2 separate regions of the Homo sapiens genome follow, and region 1 is linked to region 2. Evidence: chromatin contacts called from ENCODE Hi-C or POLR2A ChIA-PET data. All regions are on one chromosome and are shown on one strand. Each heading gives the region's core, a stretch centred on a gene start or an enhancer-like site at or near the end of the contact. The rest is flanking DNA. Distances are from core to core; before and after follow the strand shown.

What was found. A loop is a pair of places that touch in the nucleus more often than their neighbours do. ChIA-PET counts read pairs that join two places held with the same protein, here RNA polymerase II (POLR2A). Pooled maps may share reads with other maps.
Region 1: a map of endothelial cell of umbilical vein shows a loop between it and region 2 (5-fold over the local background). The contact joins two enhancer-like sites. A Hi-C loop is called at or near these places in 5 of 168 maps with a recorded cell type or tissue (Calu3, MCF 10A, PC-3 and 2 more) and 2 of 50 pooled maps. POLR2A ChIA-PET finds 5 or more read pairs at or near these places in 2 of 52 experiments (MCF 10A and PC-9).

What each region holds. Positions count from the first base shown.
Region 1 is chr12:69,067,118-69,069,878 of GRCh38, forward strand. No RefSeq gene overlaps it. Among named protein-coding and RNA genes, the nearest start is that of TODL, 61 kb to the left of the region's middle. RefSeq lists an enhancer at 746-1,945. Within about 2 kb of position 1,459, at least 4 of the 41 ENCODE cell types and tissues checked have a DNase peak (open chromatin) inside an H3K27ac peak, as active enhancers do; they include PC-3, where a contact is called at or near this core.
Region 2 is chr12:69,022,781-69,025,883 of GRCh38, forward strand. TODL (transcript overexpressed in dedifferentiated liposarcoma) reads left to right here. Exons shown (of 3, transcript XR_001749099.2): 3 at 2,080-2,551. Among named protein-coding and RNA genes, the nearest start is that of TODL, 17 kb to the left of the region's middle. RefSeq lists an enhancer at 1,378-2,577. Within about 2 kb of position 1,796, at least 6 of the 41 ENCODE cell types and tissues checked have a DNase peak (open chromatin) inside an H3K27ac peak, as active enhancers do; they include PC-3, where a contact is called at or near this core.

The DNA of each region.
Region 1 (2,761 bases), core at 209-2,708, 44 kb after region 2:
TGTTCATGTTAGAGGAAGGTGTCCCCTCTAGTGGGTGCAGCCCTGCCAGCATGTGGCTGGGCAAGTGAAACACAGGCTGGATTTTGGCCTCTATTTATTCCTTTGGCTGCCAGTGCCTTTGGGGCAGTGAGTGACTTACGCAACTCTATGTAAGTGCCCTATCCAGACTTTACTATTGGTCAACCTGAGCAGGTTGCTTGACCTTTCTGAGCCTTGGTTTCCCCATCTGTAAAACAGACAAAATAACAGTACCTACTTCGAGGGTTGGCAGGAGGTTAAATGAGATCGTGAGTGTAAAATGCAAGGACGGTGCCCTGTGAATAGTAAGCCAGTGTTCTATAAAATGGCAGCTGTTATTACTAGCTGTTACAGTTATGGCTTGGCTTTATAAAACAAGTAAAGCCTATACTTTTTAATACTCTGTTGAGGAGCTTGATTTGCCTAGACACGCATTTTGTAAATGGTGGGCAATTATGAAAAAGAGAAGCAAGATTCATAATAGATTATTTGTTACATTTTAATACAAATGTCATTATGATTCTTTTTGGTTGCACCATCTGAAGTAGGCATATCTGATATGGAATTTCTAATTACATGTTTTGTGCAAGAGAGAATCATTTATAAGTTCACACCCTGACACACCCATGCCCCTGGAGAAAACTTCAAATTTTGTGCGATGTCTTGGGCATTGGGACAGACAACTTCATTCAAGTTATTATTTGGTAAATTCTTGTTCTGTTTCCTGAGTAGTAGGATGAGGGATACAAATGAATAATTCAGAAGCAAACACTGAGGAATGTCTGATTTGCATAGGCTCGTAAATGAGCCTCCTAAACTGGGTTTTAAAAGAAAAAAAAAAGTGCTCTCGGATAGTTCTCAGGCCAAGTGAGGTCCCAGCGTGTTTGGTCGGCAGCTCTGCTGTCCACCCCACCAGGACCCGATATACTGTATTCTATTATTTAATTATCCTGGTTGGAAGGGGACATATATAATTTAGCCCTGGGAGCTTTAAAAAAATTCTTGACAATTAATAAATAGAATAGTCTTTTGTGTGATTTTAAAGTCACCGGAGGGCAGACATAAATTGTCAACTTACCTAAAAGAGAAACACTTGCCTTTTCTAGAGAGGCTCACATTGTCTTCCAGGGAGTGCATCATCCATAATTTAGCATAACTGCCTTGAAAATAAGTCTATAATCCTTAAATAACTCCGTGGGTCTCTTGCCTGGAGTCTTCCTTTCAACTTCTTTCATAGAAGAATTTATAATCAAATAATAACACTGATTTTAAAACAAGCAACCATACACACATCACTCAAGAACTTACTTAAGGTTTTGGGGGAGCCATTTCATTCACCAATCAAAATGAAGCAGCAACAACAGCAAAAGTCATCATGGTAAAACTTTAACTGAGGAGAGCACCTAAGGACTCGGTGACTCAGTGTTAAATGGATGGGAAGTCAGGTCATTTCCAATTATTGTGGCCTTTTACTTCCTGTTTCTCAGGATCAAATGAGAAAGGAGTGAGTCAGGAGGTGGGCATGATAACCCTGTATATCTCTGTGGCAGGGTGCCCTATTGTGCCTCAATGCCATTCAGACAGGAGCTGTTTATAGATGGTGACTCCTTCAGGTAACTGCTTGCAGAAGTGAATGCTTGGGAGAGTTCGGTTTTTGAGCAGAAGAAGAGAAGAATTTTGTGTCTGGCCTGGGAGAGAGATGGTGGAGGGCGGATAAAGAAAATAGAAGGGGAAGGCATAAAGTCCCATCTATTTTGCTCCCCCTCCCCACCCCCCAACACTCATACAGGTTCACACTGGCTGGAGGGGTTTCTCCAGAGCCCAAACCAAAGCACCTAGTTTGCAAGCTTGCAGCTTTGGGAATCTAGACGACATGCGCAGCATTGGGTGGTGATAGGGCCAGTCTTCCCACCTCTACCTTGCTTCCAAAGGCAAGGCGGCTTTTGTATTTAGACTCAGGGCAGCCACAAGCATTCCTTCTTAAGTAGCCCATCATTATAATTCAGCACGAATGTCAGTGTGACTTGTTGCCACTCACAGGCTGCGTCTGGTGAGGTCTGGGCTATTTTGGTTTTAGAAATAATTTATAAATCATTTAGAAATATTTATAAATGACTTTAATGTACATTACACTATCTCATTTAATCCTCCCAATGACCTTAAGGAGAGTACTACTGAAGAGACAGGGACTCAATGGCCTTTTTTTTTTTTTTGAGCTGGGGTCTTGCTCCGTCACTCAGACTGGAGTGCAGTGGCGCGATCTCAGCTCACTGCAACCTCCACCTCCCGGGTTCAAGCAATTCGCCTGCCTCAGTCTCCCAAGTAGCTGGGACTACAGTCGTGTACCACCACGCCCAGCTAATTTTTGTATATTTTTAGTAGAGATGTTGGCTAGGCTGGTCTTGAACTCCTGACCTCAAGTGATCCACTCGCCTCGGCCTCCCATCGTGCTGAGATTATAGGCATGAGCCATCGCGCCTGGCCTGGTTATAAGTCTCAGGGTGACAGAGGTGGTGTGGGCTGAGCTGGGGCAGGGACTCAGGTCCTCCAGGAGACCTGCACGTAACAGGTGACCAGTGCACCCTAAAGCCACCTGATGAGCACCGCCTCGTGCCACAAGAACACTTTCTAGCCAGTGTTTTACATATTTCTTGGATCTCTGGGAATTGCCAGTAGACAGAGTATGATGCTGCGTATTGGTGATTATGAATGCTGTTGGCCATGGGTGTTAGATGTCATCATG
Region 2 (3,103 bases), core at 546-3,045:
GGGGCAACAGAGAGAAACTCTGTCTCATGGAAAAAAAAAAAAAAAGTACTTACATCATAGAACTGTGGTAAAAATTCACTGAGATGATGCATAGGAAGCACCTACTGTAGTGCCTGGCTTGTGGTGAACTCTATAACACATAGCTAATCAGTCCCTCCTGGAAATTGTTTATATAGATACTGGGATATAAATGTTCCCCTTTTTCCTTTGGGGTCTCTAAGTTAGGATGATATCACCTAGAAATGTCTATAGTCATGCCTATCTCTCTACCTCTTCCACAAAAATAGCAACACTAATAGTATATTAGCATACATTTATTGAGCACATTCCATGTGTTGGGTACCGCTGTGAGTTGCTTGTGCCTTTTTAAAAAATGTTTGAGATAGCGTCTCGCTCTGTCACCCAGGCTGGAGTGCAGTGGCGAAATCATGGCTCACTACAACCTCGCACTCCTGGGCTCAAGCTATCCTCCTGCCTCAACCTCCCAAGCAGCTGGTACAAGCATGCATCACTGTGACTGGTTAACTTTATTATTTTTAGTAGAACAAGGTCTTACTATGTTGTCCAGGCTGGTCTTGAATTCCTGGGTTTAGGTGATCCTCCTGCCTCGGCCTCCAAAAGTGCTGGGATTACAGGCATGAGCCACCATGCCTGGCTCTGCTTGTGTATTATCATCTCATTTAATCTTTACAACCACCTTATAGGGTAGGTAGGTATTATTATTGTTGTTGTCTCTGTTTTACAGATGAGGAAACTGAGACTCAAAGAGCTTAAGTAATTTATTCTAAGTAAGTAGTGGAACCAGCTTCAAGCTGAGGCAGTCTGACTGAAGAGCCATCCGCTTATGCTATCACCCACATAGAGAACACCCACCTGCAGCAGAGAGAACGAGGCCAGCTCCCTAAAGGAGGCAGCCCCATGAGATGGAGGAAAGAAAGGGAATCCTACTAAGAGCTCCCCGTTTTCCTGTCATTTTGTTTTGTTTTGTTTTGTTTGACAGAGGCTAATGTGGCTTTCTGACACCAGAGACAGAAATATGCTCAGGAAAATAAAGGATGAAAAAGACATGGATGTTTCCTTCCAATAGCTCACAGGACAGTGGGGGAGACAGACAGACAAACAAGCAAACGGAAAGAAGACAGGAAGCACTAAGGGCTAAAGTAAAGCCACCTTTTAAATGCTGCGGGAGCACAAGGAAGGGGACTCAACACAGCATCAATTAGAGACATGTGTGTCTTCCACGTGTTGGGCACTGTGCTGGGTGCCCTGCGGTTGACTCTGTTAATATTTCAAGTAGAATGAAATAATTTGCGTCCTTTGCTTTTTGGGCCTTTATTGGTGCCTCTTCTGCAATGAATACAGGGTACCCTACAGTCTGCTAGGATTCAGTGTTGGTTCATCTGTGATGTGGCATTTCTTACTTATAGTTTAATTATGATTGTTCTATGCCAACAATGCTGCAGTGAGGTCTGCAAATGGGCTAGGGAAAGCATTTGTTAAAATATAAAAATGTAATTAAAAAAAGTCAGGGTTGTCTTTCCACTAGCCAAATTATATACTTGCTTACATTTTAGGTACTAACTTATTAAAGGGGGGTCCCAATTATGTCTCCCTTTCACAATGCAAGCATGCCTTTAGCCACAATTATTTGTTGTTGGAAAACTGCACACACAATTGCAGCCACAGTTGTCTAATTGTAGGCTGAAAATGAAGGGCAGGCAGTTAATTATTTCTCAGATGCCTGATGCTGCATGTCATTAGCTGGCTGTGGCACAGGTCATTGCACAAGGCGTTCTTCAGCTACGAAAGGTAAGAGCCTGGGTGACGCACTCCACTGGGTGTGGACTTGGAGAGTTAAACGCCCGCTCATCTCTGCCAGGGTGTGCTTTGCTCCGAAGAGAACTGACTTCCCTGTCAACCTTTCACTTAATACTAGCTTACCTATTCTCTCTGTCTTGCTTCTTTGTCTGTTCTGATTTCTTCAGGAATCATCTTGTCAGCTGAAGTGGATGTGCGCTTTTAAAAAAAACAAAAATCTTTATTCCAATTTAAATTGTTTTTTTCATTTCTGTCTTCCAGCTTTTCTCATATTAGAAAGATTGGAGAGAATTGTTTCTATGGAAGTGGTGAACATGGGACAGAAGTACTTCTCTCTTGATAAGACCAGCATGTGCAAACCAGGAAGAAAAAGTAAAATCTCCAATAATAGAGAGATAAATCAAACAGGAAAAAAAAAAGTCTGGGTCCGAAAAACACGTGCATTCCTGTAGCAGAGTTTATGCGAGTTTTTTTTTCTTTTTTTCTTTTTTGTGATGAGGTCACTATTACTCACATGGCTGTGTGGGATAGACAGAGAACATGCATAAATAACAAGAAAGCAAGCATTCTAATTTGCGCACCTTGTTTTTTTAAGAGTATAATCATTGGCTGGAATTAATAGGAGCAGCTCTGAATGAATAACTTACTCAGCATGTAAGTGAAATAACTGAGATTAGAATCCTGAATTGTTACCTTGGGCCTGGAGCATTTACCTCCTTCTCTACCTGCTTATCTCCATCTCCTCCAAGGTGTGTTAACCTCATGATAATCAATCACTTCCATGATCAACAATCTCGCTTCTTTTGAGATACTCTTAGGATTTCTGCTCTAAAAACTTAGACTACTGGGACTTGATTTTCTTTGCTTTTTTCTCAGAAATGTATCTCTTTCTTGTCCAGTTGCAGCAAAATCGAGTGTATGCGGAGTTAAACTCCTACAATTAAATGTGCCATTTCAGTTATGGTTTCTTATTCAGAGTTTTACTTTTTTGTGTCTAGATTTCATCTATTAGTTTTATAATCTTCATTGTACCCCCTTTGTGACATAAAAATTCTATTAAACCAGTTTTACAAACATTGGAAGGTTAGGAGCAATAAACATTGGTACAAAAGTCCCAATTGAAATTAAGGGTTTCTCATAAAACACTACCTTTTAAGGAAATATTGCCAAGTATAATATAATTGTCTTCACTGAATGTATCAATCAGAGTTCTTGATTGCAGACAACAGAGGCCACCCTAACTGTTGAGGCAGGAAGAGTTTTATTGAAGGAGTATTAGGTAGCT